Linked DNA regions of Homo sapiens: all the other regions are linked to region 2. The links are chromatin loops, found by intact Hi-C in ENCODE. Cell type or tissue: PC-9. All regions are shown on one strand. Each heading gives the region's core, and the rest is flanking DNA. Links, peaks and the distances in the headings are about the cores only.

Region 1 (9,847 bases), core at 2,477-7,476, 62 kb before region 2:
AATCCCGGGTTTCCCTCTCGTGGGCATGACTTTAGGTGAATTATTGAACTTCATCTGTTTAATAAGGATCACAATCAAACTAGATTCTTATGAATCAGTGATATAAATTATGTGATGTGCATGACACACAGTAGATGCTGAATAAAATTAGCTCCTTCCTTCCCTCCTCTGGATTCTGGAGAGAAACCAGCTTTTCTGAACCAGGACAGACAAAGCTTACATGCTGGCTAGATGGAGTGATAGAGAAAATTCATCTAAATGTGCACCTTCCTCCCACTTCCTTGCTTCTCATTTCCCTGATTTCTCTCCCTGTATAAGTGGAGCTCCCATGGGAACTGGAGGTGAAGCAGCCCCTCCTGCAACATCCATCTCTTGAGAAGACCCTGACAATGACCTCAGGCTACATTCCACTTGGCCAGAAGGCCTGACCAAAGTCAACATTTTTAAGAGAAGGAAATTGTAAATAAATAAAAAGTTTTAACATCTTCTCCTTCTCTCTCTACGTCACTTGTCCTCAGAGGCCACCCTTGTTAAAAGCAGTCTTCTTTTTTATTTGTATAATCCATGAACACATGTTTACATGCCCAATACCAGGAGACAGCAAGGGGCAGGGAAAACACAGTCCCTGACCTCGTGGAACTCACAGTCCAGTGGAGGAGTGAACATTTCCTTTGTGAAAAACCATCTTTCCCTTAAACATTTAAGAACTTCTTGGGCAGGGAGAAGGCATGGGGCCAGGGAGCTGCCTAGGCCCTCCTTTATTCCTCAGGACACGGAGATGGAAGAGAAAGAAATGAAAGTGGGGTAAAGAGTGGAGGAGAAAGGGACTTATTTATCAGAGGTTGAAGAGGCCAGGGAGAAGAGAACAAGCAGGAAAGCCAGGCAAGAGAGCAGATGCCTGCCTAGAGCAGGAGCCTTGGGACCCAGCCGCAGGCTTGCCCAGTGCCAATTCCACAGGCCACACATTGGCCACGGGCAAATCATGGCTCAGGCAGGAAAAGGGGAGGACGCACGGGACCTCCATGTGACTCAGCCCAAAAGAGTGCTGGCTGTTCCCACCAGCCCCCAAAGGAAGCTGTGTGGGGTCCCCTAATCCTTTGCTTCCTGGTGGCAGACCGGAAAGAGCTACTCTTTACTTTCATGAGGGTACAGCTGTCCAAGGCCCCCTCCCTTGAAGGTGGAGATTTGAATGAAAAAAGGAGGAAACAGAAAGAAAAGAAGTCTCCCAGAGCAGGCCCCTGACCTGCCTCCCAGCTTTCCAGCACCCCACTGAGCGGCCTCAGCCTGCCCCATCCACCCATGTGGGGTTCTGTGGCCCCGGTGGCAGTGAGATCAGGTTTGTTGTTTTAAATGTCCTCATGAGCCGTATTTCTTCATCCTAGACGCTGTTCTAGGAGTGACCGTCCTTAAGCAGCATGCCCCAGCTACCCCCAGGAAGACGAAAGCTGCTGGAGTGGCTGATATGTGGGGTTTGCCCCAGACTGTCCTGTCTTGAGCATGGAAAGCCCCATGTCCCCAAAATCACTAGGTCCTCAGTCACTCCAGAGCTTCCTCAGGGCCACTCCAGCTTTGGTTTTTCCTGAGGAGTCCCCTAGGCAGCCATGGGGTCCTAGCCCCTCTCACTGGTTTTGCCTTCTGGGACTGCCCCAGTACTCCCTGGCCATGGCAGAGAGAGCTCCTGGGGGTGGCCATCGTAGCAGACTCTGCCACAGCTGCCTTTGCCAGCAGACAATTCTCTTTGTTGTCCTGGCCCACGTGCCTGAGGGAAAGAAGAGGACGGCTTGTATTGGGGGCTTTACCTACCGGACATATTGCATTATCTCATGATCGTCCCGACCCTCCTGGGGAGGTGAGAAAATGAGCAAAAAGCAAGTGGTGGATCTGGGATTCAAATCCACATCTTGCAAACTCCGGAGCCCGTTCTCTGAAACATAAGAACTAACAAAAAGAACTAACATAAGAACTAACAAAAAGTTTGTGGGGTCAGGGGTGGTGGTAAGCCATCAGGCCAGTCAATGAGGCCTCCCAGGAACACTTCTCCAAATATCCCACTCTCCCCCATCCCCTCATCCCCAGAGAACTGGAAGAGGTGGTGGAGGTGGCAAATCTATTTTTTAAAATCTCTCCAGGTTGTTCTGACACATCGCCCACCCCCATCACCCTGTTGAGGACCACGCGGAAGGACCTGGCTCTTCAAAACAGAAGGATGGGAAAGAGATGGAGTTGAGCTTCCGCAAATGCGTGCAGACCTCCAGATCTATAATCTCTCAGGAACATTCTCCAGCTCCCCTAGGGCCACGGCTCCTCATTTTATACAGCTCCTCCCAAGGAGGGAAGAGGCAGGGAAGGTGGTACATTTTAAGGACGGCTGTTAGTAACCTTCTCAGAAACTCGGCGCTGTGCGACCTGAGCTTCTCTCTGGGTGCAGCTTGAAGTGGTCGCCTTTGAAAATAAACCAAGCCCCAAGGCCCATAAGAAATCCTAGTGAGACTTTCAAAGTCAGAGTTAAGGCCTTAGTCTCCCAAACTCAGTAATATTTTTTCTCACTCTCCCTGTAAATGTATCAATGCTTGACTGACAAATTTTTAGAGGAGCTTGGAACGTATTTGCTGCCAGCAAAGGCAAAGGCTTAGGGCATGGCCAGATGGTTCAGGATCTCAGGCCAAAATTTCCCAGGAATCTCCATCTATTTTAGGTACAAAATCAGCACATCTCCAGTCCTTACTTTAAGTCCAGGGAAGCATTTCTTTCATATTGCTTAATGTCTGTTGGTTGTAAAATGGAGAAATCTTTAGTCCTTTCTACGATTCCAAGGGAGTGTTTCCTTGGGCTGTGGAGAGGAGAAAAAGGAAGCGGTCCCTTGCTGGCTTGTGGCTGCCCTTCGGACTTTCCCATTGGACTCCTGGGTCATCCTAGATCTGGGAACGTCAGGACTTTAAGTTGCGTTTATTGCACTTTGTACTTGGCACTGGGCACCTGCCAGGGGCCTTCCCAGGTAAATGCGTCCTTGAGGTCCACCCATGCCAGCGTCTTATTTGATCTGATATTTGATTCCTTGAGCCTGTCACAGTGCCTGTCACATGGTTGGCACTCAGTCTTACTGTGTCTGACTATTATACTGAGCATTATTTCACTCCGCTTTCATCAAAACCCTAAAATGGGCATCTCCCCCAAGTTGCCTCTGCTTCTTGCCATCTCAACTCCCTGTGAAGAGCCACAGGCCTCAGTAGCTTGAATCCTTGTGTCAGTGTGACAGATGGAGCAGTGATATATGAGACTGCCTGACTGGCTTGCCTTCTTGCACTAGTATGTTATTTGCGGCTCCTAAGCCTGCTGCATTATGAATGAGCATGAATCAGATAGGACAGACGGTTTCCGGGGGCCCTCCTTTCTTCCCCTAAAGGAAAAGCACCACTGCCATCTTCTCAGCTGAGTGTCATTCCTGTCAGGCTGAGGTGGGAAAATCTCATCATTGATTAAACTTCACAATCCTACCGCTGTTGGAGTCCATAATGCTCAGGGTCAAGTCCCCAGGCACTGAACCCACTTTCTAAATGGCACGTGAACCTGTGAATTTAAAAAAAGAAAGAAATTGTAGGAGTCACTTTCCTTTGAGGGAGGGGAAGGCGGAGATCCTCTCCACTCCTTCCTGCCACCTCTGGTTCTCCAGGGCTAAACTGGTCCTGTTTGCAAAGCAGGATTTTCTTGGTGGTGCCTGAACTCAGGTCCCCTTTCGGGTTGGTCCTGGGAGTGTTCAGCAAACGAGATCTGCTGGCCCTGTTTGTGGCGGGGCCGTGCCATGAGGGATTAATGTGGTGGAGCTGGGAGGTCACACGTGGAAGGGGAGCCTGTTCAGCTGACGGGGGTTGTGGCAGACCCTGGTTCCCAAGGGCCTAGGAAGCTCCTGCCATCCTCTCCTCCAGCGCCGCCTCCCTCCACCTTCCTCCCCAGGTCTCGGGCCTCTGCCTTGCCCGGCAGTTTCTGGCCGTGGGAGCCTAGCTTCCCAAACCTGGAGAATCATCTGACTTTCCTCTCACTTGGGCTGGCAGCAAAGGCCCAGAGAGCACAAAGTTGCTTTGAATTTATATAAAATATATTGGTCTCAAGGCTGGGTTCCTCTTCCTGCTGTTCTGTGTTCTCTAGAGCTTTGGCCTTTGGTTGAAGGACTTTTAATCAATATCTCCCTTCCTAGAGGCTGCAACCGTAGAACAGGAACTCTGGGAAGAAATAGTCACAGAACATTGTGTCTGCACCTCCTGTGTGCTTTTTCTATGGCTAGAAGGTGGCACCAGGTGACTGGGTCCAGCGCTGTCTTTGTGCAGCTGAGGAAAGTGAAATCCAGGAGAGGGGAGAGTCGTGTTCCATGTCACACAGTTCTTGCTGGATGGAAGCTGGACCCCAAGTCTGCTGATTCTGTCTGCCCTTCAAGGGACCATGATCTCACCCGACTGTATTTTCTGTAAGCAGTGACCAGTGTCTAAAGGTACTTACATGTTTACCTGACTCTTCTCTGTCTTTCCCCCACCAGCATGACACATCCACCAACATGACAGAGCTTTGGGATGTTGTTGCTCTCGTCTTCAGCACAACCCTGTGCCTGAACAGTGTCTGACGCATAGTAGGACCTCAGCAGATACTTGTGGACTGACTCTGTCCAGTGCCCTTTTCTGCGACTCCGGTCTGCTTTAAGAGCCCTGTGAACTCAGTGTTTAAGAAGAAACACTAAACCAGAGACTCACTCAGGTAAATAAAAACGCTCATCTTTCCTGGACTCTTACTTCAGTGAACCAGGCTGGTCCCAATTGGACAAATAAGGAGAACAGCTCTGTGAATCACTCTCTTCGCTCCTGCCTTTGGCACCCAGAGAGGTTACCTCACTCACCTCGAGGCAGAAAGAGCTGCTGGATTACTCACCTGCTGGAGAGCTTGTCACCAGCTGCAAGCTCTCCCTGCGTGTCCACGAGGCAGTGTCGAGAAACCAAAGGCAGTGGCAGAACAACACGTGGAGCGTGACCCCACTGCAAAATGGCACACACGGAGAGTCCGAGCATCGGTGCAGAGGAAAGGGCCTCAGGGATGCACCGCTTGAGAGTGGGTGTCCTGAGGGGAGGACTTGGTTTGGGGCTGTCATATTCAGGGAGGGTGGCTCTTACTTTGTACACTGCACTTTTTTATAGCATAAATGTTTGAAATAAAAACCACTATAAACAATTTCTTAAAAATGAATTCTTACAGGGCACGGTGGCTCACATCTGTAAACCCACCACTGTGGGAGGCTGAGGCGGGTGAATTGCTTGAGCTAAGGCGTTCAGGACCAGCCTGGGCAACATGACGAAACCTTATCTCTACAAAAAATATGAAAATTAGCTGGGCGTGGTGGTGTACACCAGTAGTCCCAGCTACTGGGGAGGCTGAGGTGGAAGGATTACCTGAGCCCAGGGAGGTTGAGGCTGCAGTGAGCCATGATCAACCACTGCACTCCAGCCTGGGCAAGAGAGCAAGACCCCATCTCACAAAATAAATAATATTTGAGAATCCAAAATAACTGCTGTCCCCACATCCTCTCTCACTCCCTCTATATTCTCTCTCTTCCTATTTTACCTGGGCTGTAGGTAGACCCAGGAATTCAAAACTCTGGCTTAAATCATAGCAAAATGGTCTAATTCAAAGATGTGGAAGAAAGTCTAGGCTTCAAACTTTTAGACCCTGCAGGAATGAGGTCAAATGTTTTATTGACCGAAGGGACAAATAGTTCACTGGGTTTCATGGACACAAATTGCCCCACCAGTCCCAGACAACCGCCTTCTTTTTTCCTACCCACTTTCCCAGGCCTTTTCTCTCCAGAGACTCAGGCCCAGATTTTTCATCTAAATGACACGGCCTCCCGCCACAGCAGGCAGTGCACTAGCAACATGTGATAAGGTGGAGCTTCCCAAGCTTTGTGCTGTATCCGAATCCTCCTGGGCAGCTTTCGCTAGGATTTGTACCCCACTGAGCCTCCTAGGGGGTCTTCCTGCAGCCCAGGTAGGGTAGGAAGTGAGGGAGGACAGAAGGAAGGGCTGAAGGAGGCCAGGAAGGAAGGGAGGTCACCAGAGTGCCACAGGGTGAACTTTCTGGAAACACCAACTGAATTTGTTCTATTTTTATTTAAAAAACATAAGCTTCCCAGCGGTTTTGACATGTCCCTAACCAGACGTCCACAGCTATGTGTCACTCTAACCAAGCTGGGCTGAAAAATCCCCCCAATTTCTGTTCCCACAGGAGGGTAGAGAAAGTGGCCCTCCTTCCGGAAGGGCACGGAGCTGCCAGAGGGGCCCAGGAAGGAAGCAAGTATGGCCAGCGTTGAAACGGCCTCAGAGGCCAATTTTTGGCATCATTTCTAAGCATAGGGAGCTCACTTCTGCCAGGAAGCTGGCTGTAGCCTGGGGTTTTCCTGCTCAGACAAGGCTGTGCTGAGGACAGATTCCAGGGCCCTTGGAGAGAGCCTGGCAGCACTGCCTAGGGGAAGGAGGACTGCCGAGGCTGCACCTGCGTTCAACTTGGCCACCTGGCCATGGATCTGAGGTCAGGGGACAAAAGAGGGATTCAGAGGAAACAAACAAACAAACCGAGCTGTTGGGGATAGGGGGCCCGTGGGAGGAGGAGGAGAAGAGAGACCTGAGGCACTGGTAACCCCGAACACTTTCCCAGAGAGCAGCAGAGCCTGAAAGTCCAGTTTGGTGAATGGGTGGAGAGGAGAAGAAAATTTCTCTTCAGCAAAGTCAACGTTGAAGTAAGCAGAAAGATAATTATTTCTCCCTCAGGTAATGCGGCTTCCTCAGTATGGTGTAGTCAAGATGGCCCTACTAATTTCAGAGGCTGCGTTTAGGTTTCCATTTCAGGAGAGGGGAAAGAAGAGGCTCCCCTGTCATGGCCGGTGAGCACAAGAACAAAGCGAAGCCATCCTCCCCATGTGTGGGTGTCCCATGGAAGTGCTCTGCCAGACAGCTGCGCCTGCCCCCTGGCTGGGCCACATCCTCTCTGTCCTGAGGATGGGGACAGCCATGCAACCTGGATAACCTTTCCCAGGGTCTAAGTGGGCAGGACATGTCTTCCGTCTTCCAGGCAAGGCTGACAGTCGGCCCCGTGGCCTTTTCTCCTTTTTGGAAAACAACTTGCTGATGGTTGCTTGCTTTACGAGACTGGGGACCCCTATTCCACAGGGGAGGCACTTCTCTGGCTCAGAAGGGCTCTCTCACTCTTTGCCCCGGTGACACCCTATTCACTGGGACTGCAGATCCTCAGTTCTCTGGACACCCAGGGCTACACATTTCTATAGCTTTCCATGAATGTGTGTGAAGCAGTGACCCTGGGCTTCCAAGGCTGCCCACCCCGTCTCCACTCAGATGGCCCCAGGTGCCCAGGGCCACGCCTCCTCCCTCTGCTCCTGCTGCCCATCTCCCTTCACCACAGCTGCCGGGGACAGAGCTTCAGCTTCTGTCACCTCTACCAACGTCATAGCCTCACAATCCCTGCCTGCCCTCAGAGTCTTTCCTCACCAGAAACCTCCAGAGGATCTTCTCAAGTGCAAATGTGTTCTTTCCCCCTCTGTTCTTTGATGAATTATTGCCCCCAGGATATGCTCTGCCTCCCTCCCTTCCCCCTGCAGCCTCACCTCCCTGCGCCCCAGCCCATCACCACCCAGCCTCTGGGCCTCAGCCTCCTGCTCCAGAAACTCAGGACCCTCACGCCACCTGAAGGCGCTGTGCTGTCCTCACTCAGACCTCCACATGGTGGCCCTGGCTCAGATGGCTCTTCACCGCTGCCCTCCTGACAGAATTCAGCCCCAAGAGTCCCCCTCCTCAATGCTGCCCGAGTTAACCAGCACTTCTTCTCTGCCTCCAGTGTCCCAGGTGACGACATTGTCATTAAAAAAAAAACTCTTCTTTACGCATCGCAATGACTTATTTTCACAACCCCCTCCCCCACTGGACAGTGATTCTTGAGAGTTTCGGAAGCCCACATGCTACCACAGGGTTATCACATAATTGATGCTCAATGAAAGAGAGAGGAAAGAAGAGAGAGGGAAGAGGAAGGCACCAGGTTAGATGCTAAACTTGTGGTTAAAAGCTTTCCTAAGTCAGGCGTGGTGGCTCATGCCTGTAATCCCAGCAATTTGGGATGCCAAGGCTGGTAGATCACCTGAGGTCAGGAGTTTGAGACCAGCCTGGCCAACATGATAAAACCCCATCTCTACTGAAAATACAAAAATTAGCTGGGCATGGTGGCAGGTACCTGTAATCCTGGCTACTTGGGAGGCTGAGGCAGGAGAATCACTTGAACCTGGGAGGAGGAGTTTGCAGCGAGCCAAGATCACGCCATTTCACCCCAGCCTGGGTGATAGAGTGAGACTCCATCTCAAAAAAAAAAAAAAAAAAAAAAAGCAGGTGAAAGTTGTGTCTGAGGCTCAGAGCTGTGTCTGGGATGAGACAAGGGAGACCCTCATTCCCAGGTCTTGCCTATGCAGATGGGCACCAGAGAGTGAGGGCTCCTTAAGCTTTGTGGCCTGGACACTGCTCTTCCCTCCCTAGTCCCTGGAGGCTTCATTCATATTTGTCACAGCTCAAGCTCACTCACTGATTTATAAAGCCACTGGCTGTTTGCTGGGCATCTGCTGTGTTAGCTCTGTCTCAGGCATGGGGCATAATAAAACTGTGGGTGAGAAAGCCACCGTGCTTGCCCTCGGAGAACTCATGGTCTAGGAGGAGAGACAGACAGTCAAACAGTAAATCATTTCACCTTTAACTCAAACCATGATGCGGGCTATAAAGTAAGGGGATGCACAGCTCTTAAAATAGGATCCAGTGAAAAAACTGTGCCTTCCCCAGAGGAGAGAATCTGGAACCAGCACCAAACAACTCAGCCAGACAATGGCTCCTGTTCAGCAGGCCCCTCTCCAGCCTCTCCCTCCCCAACATTGTGCCGCCATCTCCTCTGCCCTGACCCCTAGAGCCATCTAGTCAGGACACTGCACATACCTCTGCCTTATGAGGCAGCAGCTCCCAAGAGACTCTCTTTGAGGTCTTTAAGGGGATGATGTGGAAATGTTCACAGTGGTGCTATGTGTGCTACATGGTATATAAGTAACATAGGTGTCCAGCGTGAGAGAAATGGATAAAAACAATGTGGTTAACCCATACCAAAGAATTATATGCATCAGGCCGGGCGCGGTGGCTCATGCCTATAATCCTAGCACTTTGGGAGGCCGAGGTGGACGGATCACCCGAGGTCAAGAGTTCAAGACCAGCCTGGCCAACAAGGTGAAACCCCTGCCTCTACTAAAAATATAAAAATTATCCAGGCATAGTGGCACACACCTGTAATCTCAGCTACTCAGGAGGCTGAGACAGAAGAATCACTTGAACCCAGGAGGCGGAGGTTGCAGTGAGCCGAGATTTCGCCACTGCACTCCAGCCTGAGCAACACAGCAAGACTGTCTCAAAAAGAGAAAAAGAGAATTCTGGCAGGGCGTGGTGGCTCACACCTGTAATCCCAGCACTTTGGGAGGCTGAGGTGGGCGGATCACAATGTCAGGAGATCGAGACCATCCTGGCTAACACGGTGAAACCCCGTCTCTACTAAAAATATAAAAAAATTTAGCCAGGCGTGGTGGCTGGCTCCTGTAGTCCCAGCTACTCGGGAGGCTGAGACAGGAGAATGGCGTGAACCCAGGAGGTGGAGTTTGCAGGGAGCCGAGGTCACCCCACTGCACTCCAGCCTGGGTGACAGAGCAAGACTCTGTCTCAAAAAAAAAAATTCTATGCATCAGTAAGAATTAACAAGATTAACAAGCTAGATGTACACACAG
Region 2 (9,847 bases), core at 2,972-7,971:
TGGCACCCTTAAAGCAAATGACTCATTGTCAATTACAGTTTATAGTTATATCTGAACTCTTCTTTTTCAAGACTGTGCAGGTAATTTTGGCAGTTTATCCTTACATATTTTAAAATACTTCTGTACATAAAATATCTCATGTATAGAAGAGCTGTTAATCCTCCAATTTACCTCCAATTCCAGATATGCTGACTTATTTATAGATTATCCCTGTTAAGAATGGTGATAAGCTCAAAAAGTCTCCAATCTAGAAAGCAGTAACTCATTCAGTGCTGTATATGGACAGATGCGCCACTAAACCTCACAATGCAAATACAGAGATACTGACAAAGACTAAGGAAGACTATATACTCCAAGGTTATGCAACCTCACTGTCTCCTAACAACAAAGCCAGAAAGGTGCGTGTTTTAGTACTGTGCTTTGCACAGAGGAAGTACCAGATAAACGACTGTCAAAGTAAAAAGTGACACTTGTTAGCTCTGCATTGGGATGATTCTAACCAATGCCCCATGTAAAAGAATGTTATTTTTAAAAGTTAAAGGAAACAAAAGAAAATGTACAACAGTGTCCCTGGTATGCTGTCTGATTAATTTCTTCCAAGGGTAACACACAAGGATCCTAGCCCCCCAACGGCTTCTAATGAATAGGTTCGCCAGCAATGATTAGCCAAGACGCTAATGCTTTTACTACCTTTACTCCAATAGGGTTTCCCCCTGGGCCAGGATGTCCAATGTGAAAGAGGTGGCAGGAAAAGTGGAGTACAGACAGAATTCTAACCCTTTCCACAGCCACATGGAAATTAAAATAGAGAATACACAAAAGAACGATGGATTTGCTGCAGTACTGCCCGCAGTAGAGATGCAAACACACACTCTCCAGGTACGCTAGGAGAACGCAGGTGATGCTGCAGCCCTAACAGACCACATTGGCTGCCTGTTTCTCACAGCTGACAACTGCCAGTAGGGACAATGGGATTAGCCCCCACTCTGTCTGGAAAATGCTAAGTAGTCCCATCAATCTGCCCCTGGGCAGACAGAGACAGGCCTGTATGTAAGATCTCAGCTACAGGTTGGAAACCTCAGCAACAGGATGAGGTAGCTGCTAAGGCTGACAAGTGCCCAGCTCTGAGTAAAATGCAGAGCTGTCATGGCTGGGCTCTGAAGATGGGAATGTCTCCTCAAGTCCCCTGAGTGCTACTCATGACCCATCAGAGTTGTGTTTGAGTGATGGACTCTCCCAAGGAGGCTGTAGCTCAGTTGAGCATCTTTCAACTATGTGAAATTTCAATAAGGCGATGCTGTGATCACGTACTTAACTTTTAGTTAATTGGCAGACAAAAAATCTTAGAACGTTCGTTAAGGGTCTTCAAAGCTGCCCCTGGCCCCCTCCTAAGCTCTCCTGCCTAAACAGCCCGCTGTACTTTTTCCTTGGTGTCAGAAACACCCCTAGAAGTTCTAGTCTCGGCCAGGCGCGGTGGCTCACGCCTGTAATCCCAGCACTTTGGGAAGCCGAGGTGGGCAGATCACGAGGTCAGGAGATCAAGACTATCCTGTCCAACATGGTGAAACCCGTCTCTACTAAAATACACACACACATAAACACACACTCAAACACACACACTGAAACACACACACTCAAACACACACACACAGTAGCTGGGCGTGGTGGCGCGCCTGTAGTCCCAGCTACTTGGGAGGCTGAGGCAGGAGAATCGCTTGAATCAGGGAGTCGGAGGTTGCAGTGAGCCGAGATTACGCCACAGCACTCCAGCGTGGCGACAGAGCCAGACTCCGTCGCAACAACAAAACAACAATAACCAAAAAAAAGACGTTCTAGTCTCTTGAAGGGAGCCAAGAAAAAAGAGTATATAGGCTTCATCTCACAGTGTATTTAAGGGGAGAGCATGTTCCTGGCCGTCAGTTTGGAGCTCAGGGCTTTCCTGAACGAGGACCAGTGGTCCTGGTGCTCAGAATGAGTGGTTCTGCACCAGTGGTCCTGGTGCTCAGAATGAGTGGTTCTGCACCAGCGGTCCTGGTGCTCAGAATGAGTGGTTCTGCACCAGTGGTTCTGGTGCTCAGAATGAGGGTCTTGGTGCTCAGCTGGTCACTCACTCCTTTGGTCAACAATAATCAAAAGGAACATCAAGGAAAACCTGCCAGAAAACCTTTCTCCTTGACTCCTGGCATGTGCCACAGAAGAGGTGGGGGCAGGAAGGGCTGGCCCACATGCTTCTGATGACAAACCAGGGTAGAACAAGCCGAGTTTGGAGAGCAGAGGTAGAGAAACACACAGCCCTATTTTATTGTATTTGGGAGAGAAGAAAAGGATGGGGAAAGTACGGACAATTCTAAACTATGGAATTTTTACTCCCACTCCACTAATTCGGGAAAAGGCTCCTCCACCACCACTTATCTTTCAAAAGCTTTCTTGATTATTAAACACAGAATGTCAGTCGGTACAATTACGCAGTCGGGCCAGAGCCGGACCGTCCAGCTCTTCTGTGAGTTCCGTCTGCCTGTGCTCCAGGCAGTAGTGAAAGAACCCAGGACAACGCGTTCCCAGTAAGCGCCTTCAATCTGCAGCACAATGTAAATATTCATAGGCGCCCGAGACCAACACCCGAGAGCAGAGGAAAAACGCCTGTATTTGAATGTTCATTTTCAGTTTCTCTCACTGTCCCAAAACCAAGAAAAAAAAAAAAAAAAGCACATGCGTGCCAAAGGATGCTCTAGAGAGAGGGAAGGGAGCGCCGGCTGCTCCTTCCAGGAAGACAACTGTGGGTCAGTTGAAGGGGGTCACAGACGGCCGAATCCCGGAGGTCGTTTCTGTCCACACGGAAGTTTGAAAACCGACCATTAAGTCCGGAAGAAATTCGGCCTGGGGGGTCCTGGGACACCACTTCTTTCAAGTTTGGATACGTAGTAGTTCACCAGCTCTCTGCGTTAGACAGCTGTCCGCAGCCTCCTTACATCCCCAACCCGGCACCCCGGTCCCCGCCCGAGCCACTCACCAACAAGCCACCGGCTCAGCCGCCACCGGCTGGGCCGCGAATCCCCGGGGAGCCGCGCTGGGGTCAGCAAACTGAACGCGAGTGGGCGGCCCACGGGCCGCGCGGAGCCCCAGCTGCGTCCTTATCAGCGCCGGGCAGAAGGGCGTCGCGGCGCGAGGGTGGGGCGCCGGTGCGCGCTGAGATCGACGCCCACACGCGCCGCGCCAGCTCTGCGGCGGGGAGAGAAGCCGCGGCCTGCGGGGCGGGGACTGCGGGGCGGGCGCCCAGCGCGGGCGTTGCACGACCCTCGGCCTTCCGCAGCGCCGACCGCTCTCCCGTCCGGCGGCTGCAGCTGCTGGGTCGGCCGCCGCACCCGCTCGCCCATTCCCGGCCCCTCCAGTTGGAGGGGGTCTCGGCCCCGCCCCCCTCCCCGAGGGGCCCACGCTGGAAAGCCCACGCTCCCCACGCCACGCCCCCCAGGGCGCCAGCCCCTCTGCGGGGGTTTAGCACGCTGCGCCCAGAAGTTGGGTGGGAGACGGCTAACTAGGGGAGGTGTCCGTGTGAATGAAACGAAAGGGGGGGTCTTCCGGCTCGCAGACACCGGGTCTGCGGCGGCCGCGCGCTCCCAACCCACCCGGAGCCTCCGCCGCGACATCTTCCCACGTCCCCCATCCAGGTCGCAGGCGCGGGGGAAAAGCCTCACGGCCGCACTGCGGCTCTGCCAAAAGGGAGCCGGGTCGAGCCGCTGAGAAAAACAGAGGGGAGACTCCTGGCGTTTGAAACCGGTCAGAACCCGCTCTCCAAGAGCTGGGGACACCCCTTGTTTGGAGGCTGATCCCCAGCCCACCCGCTTCCTCCCCCTCCCCACACTCCTGCAGGCGCGGGGCGCAACTTGCAATCCGAACTTCGCGCGGCCGGAGCAAGTTTGTCGGGGCGAGAAGCGCCTGGTCCTCGGTCCGCACCACCGCACTAGGTCCCCGCCACCGCCCCACCACTGTGTCAGGGGCCAGGCGTGGCCCCCGGCTGGCTAGGGAACCGAGCGCGGCGCCGCGGCTGCGCATTCCGTGCGGGACGCCGCTGTCTCCCAAGGGTCGGGATAAACTAGGGGGCGGTTGATCTGAAAGTCTTAGCCACGACTAATAGTCAACCGCCCAGGTGCGACCCGCAGCAGCCTTGGCGATGCAGCTCGTTCTCCAGACGCGGGTCCACACCGGCGCGTCCTCGCCTCCAGGGACCGATCGCTGTTCTCCGTGGCCGGGTAAGGGCGGCCGCCAAAGTCACCGGGGTGGATGTGGAGGGAACTGGAACCTCCTCTCCAGCTTTCCCGGTGAGGCTCGGAGGAAGCCGAGACCCGGCACCCATCAGCCGCGCTTCTCGGCGCCTCAGCCTCGGGTCCCGGACAACACCCCAACCCTGACCCTCCCGAGCGGCGGGGCTCCAGCTCCCCGTGTCCCGCGCCGCGGTCGCCCCCGCCTCGGCCGCCCGACCCGCACTCACCCGCGGCCAGCGCGCCCCCGCTCCCGGCGCGCAGACCGCTGCAGCCTCCCGCCGTTGTGTCGGCGTAGCCGCCTCCTCCCGGTCACTGCAGGCCCAGCCAACCCTGAGCGCGAGGGGGCAGGGCGGGGCGGGGCGCAGCGGCAGCCTCAGGTAACAAAGCTGCGGCCTCGCTGCTCCTGGCCGGCCGGGAAGGGCAGCGCGCCCTTTCCTGCTCCGCCCCTCCCTCGCCTCCCCTTCCACCCTACGCGCGCCACCGTCACCGCCACGCGCTCACCTTCACCTGCGCGGGGCCCCGGGGGAGACGCCTCGGGGCACACTGCTTCCCGCACCCGAAGGCTGGTGCGGGGCTAGGCCGGGGGCCACCGAGAGAAGTAGGGGCGGCAGGAGACGGAGATAGCTGGGCTGCCCAGAAGAGCCAGGTGTCCTCGGGGAACGGGCGAGAGGAGGCGCCAAGCTGGCTTCTGAACCTGCAAGTGCCTTTCACAAAGGAGCCTTTGCGACAGCCTCCCAGGCACCCTCTCTTGTGCACACGGGCGCGCACACACTCTTATATACACGCGCGCACACACACACACACACCCGCACACGCCCCCCGACGCACGCGCCAGACCACCCTCTGCCCCAACACTTGCTTCTCCCTGGAGAGCTAGCAGCACTTGGGCGAACTGACCTGTCCCAACCCCTACAGCTGAAACCTGGCTGCGCTAGAGCTTCGCAAAGGTCAGCTCCTCCCTGGGGCCTGCCAAGCTGTAAATTTGTTACCGTTTTTTATTTTGTTTTTGTTTTTAATTCTCAATGATGATGGTAACAGAAACCTTTAGGTTGTATTAAAGCGTAAAAAGACCCCTCAAAAATTTTGCCAGGCCTCATCGAATGAACGCACGCTGTCTGGGAAAGGCACACTCCTCACAGAAAGAAACAGGGGAATCGATTTAATCACATTTTTTTTTTCTTCAAAGTGACTTGGGGCGCCAGTGAGAAGCAAGTAGTCAAAGAAAACATCCCGGGCAAACCGGCTGACCGAAAATCCACTGTCGGGGTAGGGAGGCGCCCTCTACGGGGATGAAGTCATCGCTACCTTTGACTCTTTGATCCTAGATAACCGACCAAGACGTTTCCAGCCTAATGCCTGACGCCTTTTGCTTCCTCCATCCTGGTCCTCAGTCCCTGAACTCCCAGGACAGAATTCCTGACCTCCTTGGTCAAGCCTTGGATCGAGAAAGAGAAACTATTAGTGTAAACAAACCAATCAACCCCAAAACCAAAACTGTGCCTGCCAATAGCCCATTTCTTGGCCATTGATGGTGCATGAAGAGAAATGGATCCAATTAAGAAAATCTTAAAATCTTAAGGAATAAGAAAATGTAATAAAGAGAAAGACAATGTCATGCTCAGGGAGCTAATATGAATCCCAAAGGAATATTGACTGTTCAGGCTCAAGTTAAATTACAGCAGATCGAAAGTGAGGAGTTGAGTGGCATCTTCTTTTCTCTTACTGTCGACCTTGTTAAATGGGGAGTCCACACCCCTTGCCTACTCCTCCCTCCTCAACCCCGTGACAGTGGGCCTCCCCCCAACTGTATTGAGCATGCACTCTAAAACAGTTACTTTTTGAGAAGTCAAGTCTGGTGACCCATTCTCAGCCCCTCATCCCTTTGATCTCCTTGGCAGCATCCTACCCTAAGGCCTTCTCTATGCTTCTCTGGACTTCTCTGCTGACCCTTCTCTTCCTTTGAGGACAGTAACAAGGTTTTTCCAACTCTCGATCTCCCAGTATCCCAAAGAAATACCTTCTGATTTCAAACTGAACCCATCCAGATGTCGTGGGACCTGAAGCTTGTATAACTCCTGGGGGAACTTCTTAAAGGAAAGCAATAAAAACTTACAAACATAATACTAGACATGTATCCTTGGAAGGGCCCAGGGAAAATGAGGGGCTTGGAAATTTGAGCTTCAAGGTATATCTCCGGGTTTCTCTTCAATGTCAGGGACTCTTGAATCCATATTATCGTTGTAAAATTTCAAGTCCAAATAAAAATATCCAAAAATCAACTCATCTTTCCCTCAAAACTAGTACTCTTCCCACACCCACCACCTCCCCCTCTTTACCTAAGACCTGGTTTTTCTGTTTGAAATCCTAGCTTTTCCTTTGCTTGTCTCTCTTAAATTCTTTAAAATTCAAGTATTTGCTAAATTTGCTGCTCTTTCCCAAGTAACCTGTTTTATTTTTCACATGCACCATCACTGCAGTAACCCCAAGTAGTGGAAGAGGGAACAAGTATTTATCTGCTGTTGGCCACATATCAGGCACCACACTTAATTCTCACCATGATCCTATAAGCATTCTGATTTCCTAGCTTAGAGAAGTTAAATTGGATACCTACATCCACTACCTTGGTGTTCTTTCTGCTTCTCTCTTCTTCCTAAATCCATCCCAAAACTGCTGTCAGGTCACTGTTTTTAAAAGTCTGATTTCATCACACTACCTACCTCTTCAAAACCTTCTGCAGATTCCCATGTGCTCCTACAGGAAGAAGGCAGCATTCTTCAGTCTGACAATCCGGCAGCATCCTACGTTTATCTCCCACAATTGGATGCGTCCCATTTCACTCAAGCAGTGGGACGTACTGCCCCTGAATATGTCATGCTTATTTTGACTTTTTTTTTTTTTTTTTTTTTTGAGACGGGGTCTCACTGTCGCCAGGCTGGAATGCAGTGGAGCGATCTCAGCTCACTGCAACCTCTGCCTCCCAGGTTCAAGCGATTCTCCTGCCTCAGCCTCCCAAGTAGCTGGGATTACAAGCATGCACCACCACACCTGGCTAATTTTTGTATTTTTAGTAGAGATAGGGTTTCACCATGTTGGCCAGAATGGTCTCAATCTCCTGACCTTGTGATCCACCCGCCTCAGCCTCCCAGAGTGCTGGGATTACATATGTAAGCCACCACGCCTGGCCTACTTTGACTCTTATTTTTCAAATTGTACATAGGATGTGGTCAAAAAGTGCTTGAATGAAGCATGGCGCAACTCTTCAATAGAGTTCATATCTTGATGGATTGGATCTAAAGCTGCAAAATCTAGAAGACAATTTATTCTTCATCTATTAATATGCTGATTGTCCATCTGTATCCCCCAAATGTGCCAACCAGCCTTTAAATAAGGCTGGAAAGGCTCCTGAAGCCCAGTGTGCCCAAAGTCTGCCCAGCTACTGGCATTCGTGGCTTGGAGGTGGCGCTGCTGCCACTGCAGGCCTCTTGAGCAGTGGGCAGTGTGACCAGCTCTCACTTTTCCAACCAGGCCAAACCTCCCAGAAAGTGTGTTAGATAACTCAGTGTGGCCCAGAAAATGGGTCTGTACCAGGCACTGGTACCAGGCCCTGCAGAAGAACTGCTGTGTTTTCCTGATTCGATTTGCAGCTTGCTCTTCCCTCTCCCTGGGTTGCCCTTTCCAGAATGCTTTATTTCCTACACCCAGTTTATTTTGATTCTTATGGCTTCTGCCTCCTTGGCCCAGAGAGGCTTTTAGTTTCTCCTACATCAAGTATTTTGTATTTCAATCTGTCATTAGGAACAACTAAACAAAGCCTTCAAAATGAATCAAATTTCAGAATCCATGTAAAACAGACTTTTAGTATTCGCTTAAGGAGTAAGAGTCTAATTCATGAGCTACTTCATGGGCCCTCTAGGGTACAGACTGAGATCTTTACTTAATCTTTAATCGTTATTCTTCTTAAAATATATATTTGATTAGATCAGTTGTTCAGTATTAAGATTCTAGGCTATCTTTGCCTTTTAAAATTGGAAACTGCAGAAAGAAACAAACTCTGTCCACATTATGGTTAAACAGATTTGCAGACAAATGCAAAGGCTTGCCAATCCTCTGACCTTGTTTCCTTCAAAGAGTGGCAAGTGCAAAATAAAATCAGCAGAATTGTTACTGTTACTATAAAATGCAAATTTGTATCAAATACCTTACTGGCAATTTTCCAAATAACTTTTTTTTTTTTTGAGATAGAGTCTCACTCTGTTGCCCAGGCTAGAGTACAGTGACACAAACATTCTCCTACCTCAGTCTCCCAAAGTGCTGTGGTTACAGGCATGAGCCACTGTGCCTGGCCCCAAACAACTTTTGAACTGAAAAATAATACTTTATTTCTGATTTTTTTAGTTTATTTTTAATTTTTTTTTAATAGAGACAGGGTCTCACTGTGTTGCCCAGGCTGGTCTCTAACTTCTGACCTCAAGCAATCCTCCTGCCTTGGCCTCCCAAAGTGCTGGGATTACAGATGTGAGCCACCACACCCAGCCAATACTTCATTTTTGAAGGCTAAGAAATTTAAATAGTAAGTTGCCTTTAAATACTGTAAGTAATGACTAGGCTCTGATCATTAAGAGGGAGAAAAGGGAGAAATATTTTTCTGAATGCTAAGTAGTGATTTTTGAAGTTTTTTTTTTTTTTTTTTTTTTTTTTTTTAGACAGGTTCTCGCTCCATCACCCAGGCTGGAGTACAGTGGCGTAGTTACTGCTCACTGCAGCCTCAACCTCCTGGGCTCAACTGATCCTCCCACTTCAGCCTCCCAAGTAGGTGGGACTACAGCCACATGCCACCACGCCCAGCTACCTTTTGTATTTTTTGTAAAGACAGGGTTGAAAGTTTAAAATAGAAAATGCTTCCACATGTGATGTTAGTATCTAAGGTAGCATCAATGACATTTGCCTTGCCAGAAGTAAATAGGGGTATTTTGTCAACAATAGTGCCTGATTTGTTTGAAGGTAGGAGAGATTAAAGACAACCTTTACCCAACATACAGGAATGAGGTAGTAAGATAATGTGATGACTCTCATGCCTGCCTATCTATACTGTATTTCCTTAGAGCAAATTGTCCATCCATTTGTTTTTCGTGTGTGTGTGTGTGTGTGTGTGTGTGTGTGTGTGTGTGTGTGTGTGTGTGTTTTAGAGGCTGGAGATGGAAGAGGAGACTAAGAAAAAAAAAACTGTAGATATCACTGAGCTTTCACCCAGAAAACCTCCAGCTAGAGCTCTTTTTAGTTTACAATTGACTCAGTGCTTAGAAAACTGGTTGGTGTTTGTGTAGGGTCTGGCTGTTATAACATTCAAACCTTGAGGAGAAAAATAGCTGTAAAATATAACATCAAAACCTATCATTTCTTTCCATTATTTACCACCAGAAAACAGTATATGAGTCTTAATAAGAGGAATTAAGTTAAAGAGTTTGTCAGATGCCAGTTTCTTTTGCTATGGGTTTAAACTGTTTTCAAATTGTTTACCCTTCTAAGAAGTTAGAAGAGCAAACAGTAATTTGAAACCATAACACACACAGTTTAAGCAGTCTCCAAAC
Region 3 (9,847 bases), core at 2,545-7,544, 150 kb before region 2:
ACCTATTGAGCCAGACAGGAGGCTGGTTGGTGCCATGGGGGAGCTGGTTTCCTGTACTGGTTGGTGCCAGGTGAGCATTGCAGGTCTTTGCCCTCTGCTAACACAGGTGTAACTTCCTTTTCTAGACAAGCAGAGAAATTGTGCCAATTCAAAGAACAGTGCCCAGGCTCCTTCATGCATTCGTACCTTTGGCTAATTCCTTATGACAGAGACCCCCAGTATCTGTTCTCCCCTTGTTGCTTCACAACACAGCCCCTGGTGTGTAGCTGGGCGTGTGGCTGCCCAGAATAAAGGCCACATTTTCTAGCCTCCCTTGCAACTAGGTGGGGCCATACAACTAATTTCTGGCTGATGGGATGCAGGTGGAACTGTGTGAGACTTTTAAGAAGCAACCTTAAAGGGAGGGGCATGCCCTTCTTCTCTCCACCCTCTTTCCTGCTGGCTAAAATCCACACATAATGGCTGGAGCCCATGCAACCATCTTAAAGCAATGAGGTGGAAGCCTCATGGTGAGGGTTGGTGGAGCAGCAGGAGAGAAGCAGCTTTGGTCCTTGAAGCATGGGCATAGACTGCCTGCCTTCAGTCTTCTTTCACATGAGACCGCTGCTATTTTGGGTTTAGCCAAAACTGATAACCTCTCTTTCCTCAATCGTAGCCACCCTTATTTGTGACCTTGCTTGACCAGAGATTCATTGTCTCCAAACCCTTCTAATTTCAGCCAGCATCATTGTCCCCACTTAGAGAAAGCAAAGAGAAGACATGTAGTGGGAAGTGTTCTGATTCTGCCTTTATGAAAGACGAAGCCGAAATACAGAAGCTGTTTTAAGATAACTTTAAAGCCAGGCCTATTATGCCTCTGTCACCCATTTGTTGTGACTGAAATGCCTCATTGTGTGGTTTCAGTTCCAAAAGAGGAAAGGGATGCATTCAGATCGCAGGCAAGGCTGCTCTGCGGCGTTAATTGTATGCCTGCGCTTGTGTGTCCACTTGTCATGTGTCTTATATTGCCAACTACATGGTGAATTAGCTTGAAGCCAGGGACCAGGTCTGGAATGAGCCACGTCTAATACATGTTTTGCATCCTGCGTGGAGCTGGGTACATGGGCTGCCTGTTATAAATGTGCTTACTGGGATGATGCATGCAAGACCTTTGCCAGGATTGCTTTAGATATGTCAACCATCTGCACATTTACATGTGGTAGACAAAATTGCAAGTCTCACTTGGTTTTCCTGCTTTGTTTTCCTTCCTCCCGGTTTACTCTAAAAAAATTTCTAATAATCTTTAGAATTTCTCCTTAAAGTAAGCTTTCGTGACTTTTTTTGTGTGTTCTGAGAATTAGATGCAAATAAGTTTTGACTTGCAAATTCTAACTCAGCAGCTGAAGGCTTCAAGCAGAGGCCCTTATGTTCCTTTGCCTTTCTCTACATAGACTCATTCAGAAACATAATTACACTCTTAAAAAACATAACCCTTCTTATTTCAAAAGCATCAGTATTGTAATTGCCTTTATTATGATTAACCTATACAACTGTCTTTGGAATTGCTTTAAAATAACAATCTACTGGCATAATTAAACACACTTTAGCAATGCATACTGTATTTATATGGTATCTTAAAGCTTTTCTTCAATGATTTTACAAGCCTTACACTTCCTGCAAAGAAATTTACTAGTTCATTAAGCTATTTCATTGTCACTTAGGTTTTTAAAAACATGTACTGCCAGAATCCTCAGCTATAGCTTTAATCTTGCTATTTATAACTGGAACAGAAATTGAGTCAGTACTTCCAAAACAAACCTTTCTGATTCAGAGGTCAGCCAATCTTAACTCAGATTCAAAATTTACAGATGTGGCAAGCCCTCCTGTGTACAGGCTGTAGGTAGCTCCAAAACTGTCCACCTGAGACATCTCATCATATTTGGGAAGAAGCTCCCAAAGAAAATGACCAGTAGCCTCAGCCCTCATCCCCAAACCGTTCTTTTCTATAAATGGAGGCAGCATCCAATCTCCAGGGCATAAGCCAAGAGTTTGACACCCAGCCAGTCAGTGATAAACCAGGTGAGCTTGTGGAGTCGGTTTGTGCAACATGCGTTCATCTTAGCTTTCCACATCAACTCACAGGAAGAACCCAAAAAGAAAGTCGTCTAGTTAAAGATGGGAGGCAGTAAAAACAAAATGGAGCTGGGGTCCCTTCTCCTACAGTTAAGGAGATGATCTACATTGGTGCCCACACTCAAAAGCATCTGGGCATATGTAGAGCATATCTAGGGTATATCAATGGCATATGTAGGGCATATATAAGGTTTATCTAAGATATATTTAGGGTGTATATAGGGTATATCTAGGGCAGATGTAGGGTATATGTAGGGCATATGGAGGGTGTATGTAGAGAATATATAGGGTATATCTAGGGCATACATAGGGCGTACATAGGGTGTATGTAGAGAATATATAGGGTATATCTAGGGCATACATATATCTAGGGCATACTAGTTCATATGTAGGACATACCTAGGACATACCTAGGGCATACCTAAGGCATATATAGGGTTTATGTAGAGCATATGTGTGGTATATCTAGGGTATACCTAGGGCATATGTAGGGTATATCTAGGGCATACATAGGGCATACTGGGTCGTATGTAAGGCATACCTAGGATATATCTAGGGCATACGTAGGGTATATGTAGGGCATACATAGGGCATACCTAGGACTTATCTAGGACATATGTGGGGTATATGTAGGGTTTATGTACAGCCTATGTATGGTATACCTAGGGCATATGTAGGGTATATGTAGGGCATATGTAGGGTATATGTAGGGTTTATGTAAAGCATATGTATGGTATACCTAGGGCATAGCTAGGGCATATGTAGGGAACATGTCGTACCCTAGATCTGAGCCTGCTGCACCAGCCCCTCTTGGTGCTGCTTCTACATTTCATTTCATTTCATTCCAGTGAGGTTTCATGGGACTTAGCATGTCCCAGAACAAGCTCTGAAAGGCTTCTTTGATATCCAGTAGAAATTTGTTTAGAAAGTAGACAATAGAGGCTCTCTGTTCTGAAAAGAATAGATATTCATCCAGAAAGAGTTTTCTCCCCTCTGCACGTTGAATTTAACTGAAACAGATAGCAAAATTCACCAAGTAGTGCAGTCGGAAAAGCCCACAACGTGAGGCAGAACCTGAGGCTGATGTTCGAGGTTGCCACCTATCGTTGGCCTCTCTTTATAGACTGTGACACCCCGCTTCATCTCTTCCTGCTGCTAGCTCACGTCGGGATTTTGTCATTGACTGCCCAGTTTACTGAAAGAACCTTCTTCCATTTCTCCGCTCCCTTCAGCCTCCATACTATTGCCACTACGATTGCTCTAGAAATGGTGTTGGCCTAGTTAGTCTCTTATGGAAACTCTTGACACCATTCCATGGCCTTCGGAATAAAATTGAACTCCTTCTCTTAAGCCCTCATGTCCTCCCTGCTCTGAGACCTGCCTACCTCTCCAAACCTCCTCTGGCAGCTGCCTACACATTTCCTTGCCTCAGTCATCCAGAATGAGCCCCAAACACATCATGATTTTTATCCCTTTGCCAAGATCTCTTTCTGCCAAGTGCATCCTCCCTACCTTCCTCTCCTTTCACTTGTTAATTTCTTGGCCTCTAACTCTGTTGCTAAGAGTCAGTAACCTGGGAGGCCTTCCCTGACTCTTCCGCCTCTCTCTGTGCCTGGGAGTGCCTCTGTGCTGACTTTATCTCACTGTGTGGTTGACACCAACTGCAGTGCATCATAAGCACCTAGAGAATATAGACTGTAAGATCCCTGTGGGCAGGGCTGTGCATTATTCATCAGTGCTTGACATGGTGTTTGGCACAAATTATATGCTTAATAAGTATTATTGATTAAATGGATCTACAGCCAGGAAGAAATGGAGTGAAGGCATCATACCCATGATGCCAAATGCAGTTCCAGACACCATGAAGCCATCTTCTCTCTCCATCACTCTCCCATTTTACCCTGTTTCTCCCTTTTTCTCCCCAACTCACCATAGGCACCAGCGTCATCAGCAGGCCCGAGAACATGCTGGGGTTGGGCAATGGCATAGGAAGGGGAATGTTCTAGAAAGTTGTGTTTGTCTCTTTACTTCCATCTACATTTCTATTAACCCCATTCATATTGGATATTGTGTGAGAACCACTTTAAAAGGCAAAGAAGAGCAGAGACCGGGGTTGGGAGAGGAGAGGAGAGGAGAGGAGAGGAGAGGAGAGGAGAGGAGAAAAAACAACAACAACAAAAAACATCACACTTTTTTTGGTAATACCATTAGAAATACAGTATTATAAATGAGCAACCTCTTCAAATTGAGAGAAGCAGAGTTGAATATAAATCACCCAAATATTTTTGGGTGCATATGCATAAGCCGTTGGCTGTGCATGTTCCTCTATGTTCTAAGATCCAGTTCCACCCTGCTCTGTGCCCTGGGAGGAAGGCATCCATAAGCTGCATCAGTTGGGCTCCTTACTCCCTAGCTCTGACTTAGATCATGACCATAGGACACACACCATTAGTAAATTAAAGAGAAGGGGGAGAAAGTCGAGGTATTTGTTTCTTTTTCTCTCTCCTTGTCTCCTTAGCTCCTGGCAAGGCTCACCTGTCCTATTTTCAACAGAACTGCCAGTCCAGTCTCAAACAGGATAAAGGTGTCCACACTTACTTAAAGAATACAGCATCTACAGGAGTACCTGGTCTTTCTAATGTCATTGTTACAAAAACAGAGGCAGCCAGGGAGATTTCTACTGCAAGGGTTCCCAGCTGGTCTTCTGAGCTATTGTGGATAGTGTAAAATGAGACTTTCTCTTTTTCCAGCTCCTCTCTCCTGAGACAGGGGCCACTTCTGACCTCTGCTCACGCCCCTTCCCCTTCCTTCATCTAACAAACATTTTTAGAATACCCAACACATTCAATCTATGACAATGAATTTGAGCCATGTTGGCACCAAAATGTCATTTGCACTCTTCCTTCACTCAGTAACCAAAGTCTAATGTTCCATTCAAAAGCAAAATATCTTTCACGCTTTCTTCAGTGGTCTTTGGAGTCCTCACTCCTACTTTCAGATCTAAATGGGGAATGTAAGGAGTGTCACCCATTGTAGGGGGCATTACAAATACAGTTAAATAGCTCCAGAGTGAAGACAGAGTCATCTAGAGATGTGTCCCTTACCAGGGTCAGGCACAGGACTAAGCACTTCCACATCACCACCTAATTTAATCTGTTTAAAAACCCTTGAGGTAAGGAGCATGATTTCCCTCATTTCATAGATAAGGAAAGTGATTACTGAGAAGTTATGAAACTCCTCCAAGGTTACACTAGTTCCTGACTGCCAAGCCAGGATTCAGACACTAAGACGCCAGAATGCTTGCTCTTAACCACCGTACTCTACCACTCTGAGAGCTCAGACAAGCCTGCCATCATCTCTAAGCCTGAATTTCCTCCAGTGAAAATGACAGCACAAGATTGAATCACTTAGAAAGTCCCTCTTGCTCCAAACCCGGGCAGTTCTCCTCAGGAGGCTGCTTTACCTCCATCTACCACCAGGTGGCGGGCAGCCAGCCGTGCAAACGGGTTGCTTGGGCTGCAGGGCGAAGACCTATTATCCCCCTCAACCCTGTCTGACTGTGGCGTGGGAATGGAGTGGAAACTTGTTCCCAGTAGTAATTGGTGTCGAGCCACAAAACTTCTAAGGTGGCAGAGTCAAGAGTTTAACCAGTTGGTCGAATGCCTATGGGCATGTATTTCCATCAGCTGCAGCTGCTACTGCTTAGTTGACAAGTAACACAGGAGACCCTGGGATCTCACACCACCAGTTCCTGGCGGCTCTGTTCCTGCAAATGGTGTGTTGGAACCAACATTCAAAGTAACTACAGGTAAAGAAGTAGGTGCATGGCATCCCAAGGTGGATGTTGTTGATCAGCAAAGGACTGAACTGCTGCCAATAGCAACACGAACCCACTCCCTGAAGCCCCAGTGAGGCCTCTAACTGGTAGCGCCCAGTTGGATGTGTGAAAATAAGAATGAACTGAACTTGGCCTGGGAAGATGAAGACACGGTTTGTGACAGATGCACAGCCCGGGGCTGGCTTCCCATCGATCCAGCTTTTGAGCCCACAGATGGCATCTTCAGGGAGACGTCACGGAACCATGGATGGTGTTGCCACATGCATGCTCTGACAACCTCAACCAAATGAGAAGGAGCAGGGGCTGTCCTCAGTGTGTTGACTCTTCCCTGCTGGTGGGGTCAGGGACATCCTGGCCACCCCAGCAGAGGCCTGCCTCGTTCTCACACTCTGAGATTAAACCCTGAGGGTGGAAATGAGACAGTGATGCCTCAGGACTTGGGAAATGAAGGGTAAAAGTGGCGATGGGTTCTTCTAGTCCTCTGCCTAAGGGTGAGTGTGTGAGTGTGTGTGTGCATGCAGACTAAATAATAAAACTGGGTGACTGCCCCACATCAAACGTTGCCATGGAGAGAAAGTGAAATGCAGGGAGGTGAGCAGGACTATTTCACCGGGGTACAAGGATTCCAAATTCCAAAGGCATTGTTCTTACCTCTCCCCATACTGCACTGCAAACTCACAGCCGCTCTCCAGATTTTGGAAACGTCTGTGGGGAGATCGAGTCATTTCATTAAACTCATGAAGTGAGAAGTTTTACCTGTCGTAATTCTGGCTAAGTTCAGTCTTTTGGAAAAGCAGTAAAAGATGTTTGCTAAGGAAAATAAAATTATAAAGGTCACTATGTTCATTTAAAACTGAGTTTTCCAAATTAAATTCCTGTTTTCTTAGTGAAAGAGAAAAAAAACCCAATATTGGTCTCCGAAAGAGAATTAAAAAAAAGTTAAACTGAAGTGATTTATTTAGAAACCCAGTGTAAAGAATGAAGCATTTATCTCCCCCTAAAGCAAGGTCACCCAAACCCTCTGAGAGCTAGAAGTCAGCTATGAATCCAGCATCAGCATGCTTGTTGGGAGCAATTAGCACTGAGTCAGGTCCGCATGCATGTTGGGAGCTGATACGACCTTAATTGTTGCATCCCACTGTGTGAAGAAATAAGCACTTATATTAGCTCTAGGTCAATGACTGTGGCTCCCCCACATTTATGAGCTTGGAGTCTTGTCAGGCTGAACAAATAAAATAATACTTGTGGCTCCTTTGGTCCCAGCATCTTCCCAGGGATTGACTGTTCTTCCCGTGAAATGTCAGCTTTCATCAGCAAAGAGAACAAAGCAAGCCAGAATATTAGCTTGAGGAGGACTAAGGCACCATCTGGTGGCCGTTTACTATAAATCTTTGCCTCAGATGCAAATTCCTCGCACAAAGGAGCCCTGCCTTCTGATCTGTAGGCTGCCCGGAAGCAGTCGGCCTGACCTGGGAAAGCTGGAGAATACCCACACTTCCACAGCACAGCAGGCTTCTTTTAAAGGTTTGTCCCAGTGTAAAGTCCTCAGCCCCAAGTTTTATAACAACATCCTCACCACGAAGCCCAGAGAGGGAGCACCCCCTGAGGTCTTCACAGCTTGAGAAAAAGAAAGAGCCATTTGGGCTGTAACATTTTAGAAGGTTCTTGAAAGGAAAAGATGCCCAAGAAATCCTACTTTTTTTCCTCATGAATATTCTGCAGTACATAGAAAAAATATGAAGATCCTGCCTGTCCGGTTACTCTTCTCATTTAAAACCTTCTTAATTGACTAAAGAGCATTTTTACAAGACAAGTGCATTACAGACTTACCCTTCCCCAAGTGCAACCTCTCCCCTTGGGCTCCCTGACCACAGACTGGCCTTTGTCCTCCCTGACAGATGGCAATGACTAAAGTGACCCCAACTTGACATTTTTCAATAAGCAACCACAGAGCAAGGCCATCACTAAGCAAAATTCCCAAGTGAGTGAAGTTCTTCCCTGAAGTCCCTTCTCCCCACTCCAGCCGCCCGTATCCATCCCCTTCACCCCCTTCTCTCCCCAGCCCCGCTATTGACCCATCCTGACCGAGGTGTGGGGGTGTGTCTCAATTCTGGAAAGTCTTGCTTGCTAGGATGAAATGCTCTCTCAGAGGATTTCCACATTACCAGGGAGGGGCTCTGTAAAACCTGTATGAGCCAAAGGATAGAGTTTCCAATCATGTCATCTGGGGAGGGGGTGACAAGTTGTGACACATGACTCTGGGGAGTAGACCCTGCTTGAAGCCCCTGAATGTGGAGAGCCACAGCTTTGCCTGCTGGTAAGGCTGGCCCTACAGAGAGGAGCCCTAAGACCCTGAGCTTCACACCCAATGAATGAACGCGCTTCTTCCTGGTGCCGGCCCCGTGCCCATGGCTCTCGTCTGCATGAGCGAAGAAACTTTACCACTTCTGTCTCCTGCTGTGGTTGGTAGAGCTGTGTTTAGACTTGCCTGGTCTGAAATAAATAGTCGGGCACTTCTCAGAAACGGGCAGTTCACACTAATTAACAGGAAGAAGATGAAACAGGAACCCAGCTCAGAAGAGCTGTTCACCTCACAGATCGAGTAACCTGGTGCAGGAGGGGGCCGGGGTGTGGAGGAAGGAATGGGTGCCACTGAGAGGAAAAGTTTTCTCAGCACGAATTGGCTTGGGTTTCCTTGTTTGGGGCTAGAAAGGGGAGAAAGGAGGACAACTGCTTATCACTCACTTGCCTGGACACTATATTTAACGCTAGAGGGCTCACCAATGAACCCCCATTTGCAAAGGTCAAAGGATGGCACCACTCATCAGTTTGCTGTTTCAAGAGGCCGAATGCAGCTGGACTCCAGTTAATAAGGAGAAAGAGCAGAGTTACACACAGGGTACTGCAGGACTGTTTTGTTTGTTTGTTTGTTTGTTTTTAGCTGGAGTAATCTCTAAGTGCCCAAGGAGAGGCATCCTGGAGGCCACTTGTTGTGCTGCAGCCTTCTGGAATGCAGAGGCCACTGCCACAGACTGGCTCAGAGAGAGGACAAGGGGAAGACCCCACAGTGTGGAGCACTCCATTACCTGGGGCCGGTCCAGGACTCCCCCCCGCTCTGACCTCATGACTTCTCAGATGTCAAGTACTCCCCATAAGCCAGGGAAGTGAGAGTTCATCAATTGTACTCAGCCACTGGAAAGGTTTGACAGAAAAATTACGAGGTATTAGCACCGAGGCACCACCTTGGGAACAGAAACACAACTGGAGGAGAGGTCAGGAGAACCAGAGTGTGGTGGGTTGACTTGTGCACCGCCCCCGCCAAATATATATTGGCTTTCTGGGAGCTCAGCCCTCAAAATGGGACTATTTGGACATAGAGTCTTTACAGAGGTAATCAAGTTAAAAAGAGGTCATGAGGGGGCCCCTAGTCCAACTTGACTGATGCCCTTGTAAAAGGGGAAATTTACAGGAAGAATGCCATGTGAGCATGAAGTTGTCCATCCGTAAGCCAAGGAGAGAGGCCTGGAACAGAGCCTTGCCTCATAACTCTCAGGAGGAAGAACCCTTGGACTGGTATCCTCCAGAACTGAGAGGCAAGACATCGCTGCTGTTTAAGCCAGCAGGATGTGGTATTTCATGATGGCAGCCCTCACAATAGCATACGCAGGGTCTGTGTCTTTGCATAGGTCCCTCCACTGCTCTGGATAATTAGAAGTTCAACCAGACACATTCAGAATCCCTTGCAGCCCAACACTCTGACTTTCTAGCCGCCGGGCCTGGAATAACAACGGGGAGCATCTGGCCCCCTCAGAACCTAAAGAGTTGACAGACTGAGCCCTGCTTTTGTGCAACACATCCCAAATCACCACATTCCAAAGGCAGCTGAGCCTAGAGATG

What was found. Peaks named below come from ENCODE experiments on the same cell type or tissue, not always from the same donor. Only the 100,000 strongest peaks of a DNase experiment are listed, where the experiment ranks them.
Region 1: it touches region 2 in a loop (4-fold over the local background); 3 of 110 quality-filtered maps call a loop at or near these places.
Region 3: it touches region 2 in a loop (8-fold over the local background); 13 of 110 quality-filtered maps call a loop at or near these places.

The regions. Positions count from the first base shown.
Region 1 is chr4:152,993,018-153,002,864 of GRCh38, reverse strand. No RefSeq gene overlaps it. Among named protein-coding and RNA genes, the nearest start is that of FHDC1, 62 kb to the right of the region's middle. In PC-9, for the core only: no CTCF peak of the experiment used is centred there; DNase peaks (open chromatin) are centred at 4,844 and 6,594; H3K4me3 peaks cover 796 bases; H3K27ac peaks cover 3,623 bases.
Region 2 is chr4:152,931,049-152,940,895 of GRCh38, reverse strand. FHDC1 (FH2 domain containing 1) reads right to left here and starts at 4,573. Exons shown (of 12, transcript NM_001371116.1): 1 at 4,487-4,573. LOC729870 (a long non-coding RNA gene) reads left to right here and starts at 4,059. Exons shown (of 2, transcript NR_136614.1): 1 at 4,059-4,247; 2 at 5,446-6,380. RefSeq lists silencers at 2,936-3,195, 4,528-4,617. In PC-9, for the core only: CTCF peaks have their summits at 5,316 and 5,531; DNase peaks (open chromatin) are centred at 4,595 and 5,515; H3K4me3 peaks cover 2,984 bases; H3K27ac peaks cover 1,171 bases.
Region 3 is chr4:153,081,094-153,090,940 of GRCh38, reverse strand. No RefSeq gene overlaps it. Among named protein-coding and RNA genes, the nearest start is that of TRIM2, 120 kb to the left of the region's middle. RefSeq lists an enhancer at 5,653-5,712. In PC-9, for the core only: CTCF peaks have their summits at 5,402, 5,601 (motif pointing right), 7,115 and 7,315 (motif pointing left); a DNase peak (open chromatin) is centred at 7,340; H3K27ac peaks cover 180 bases.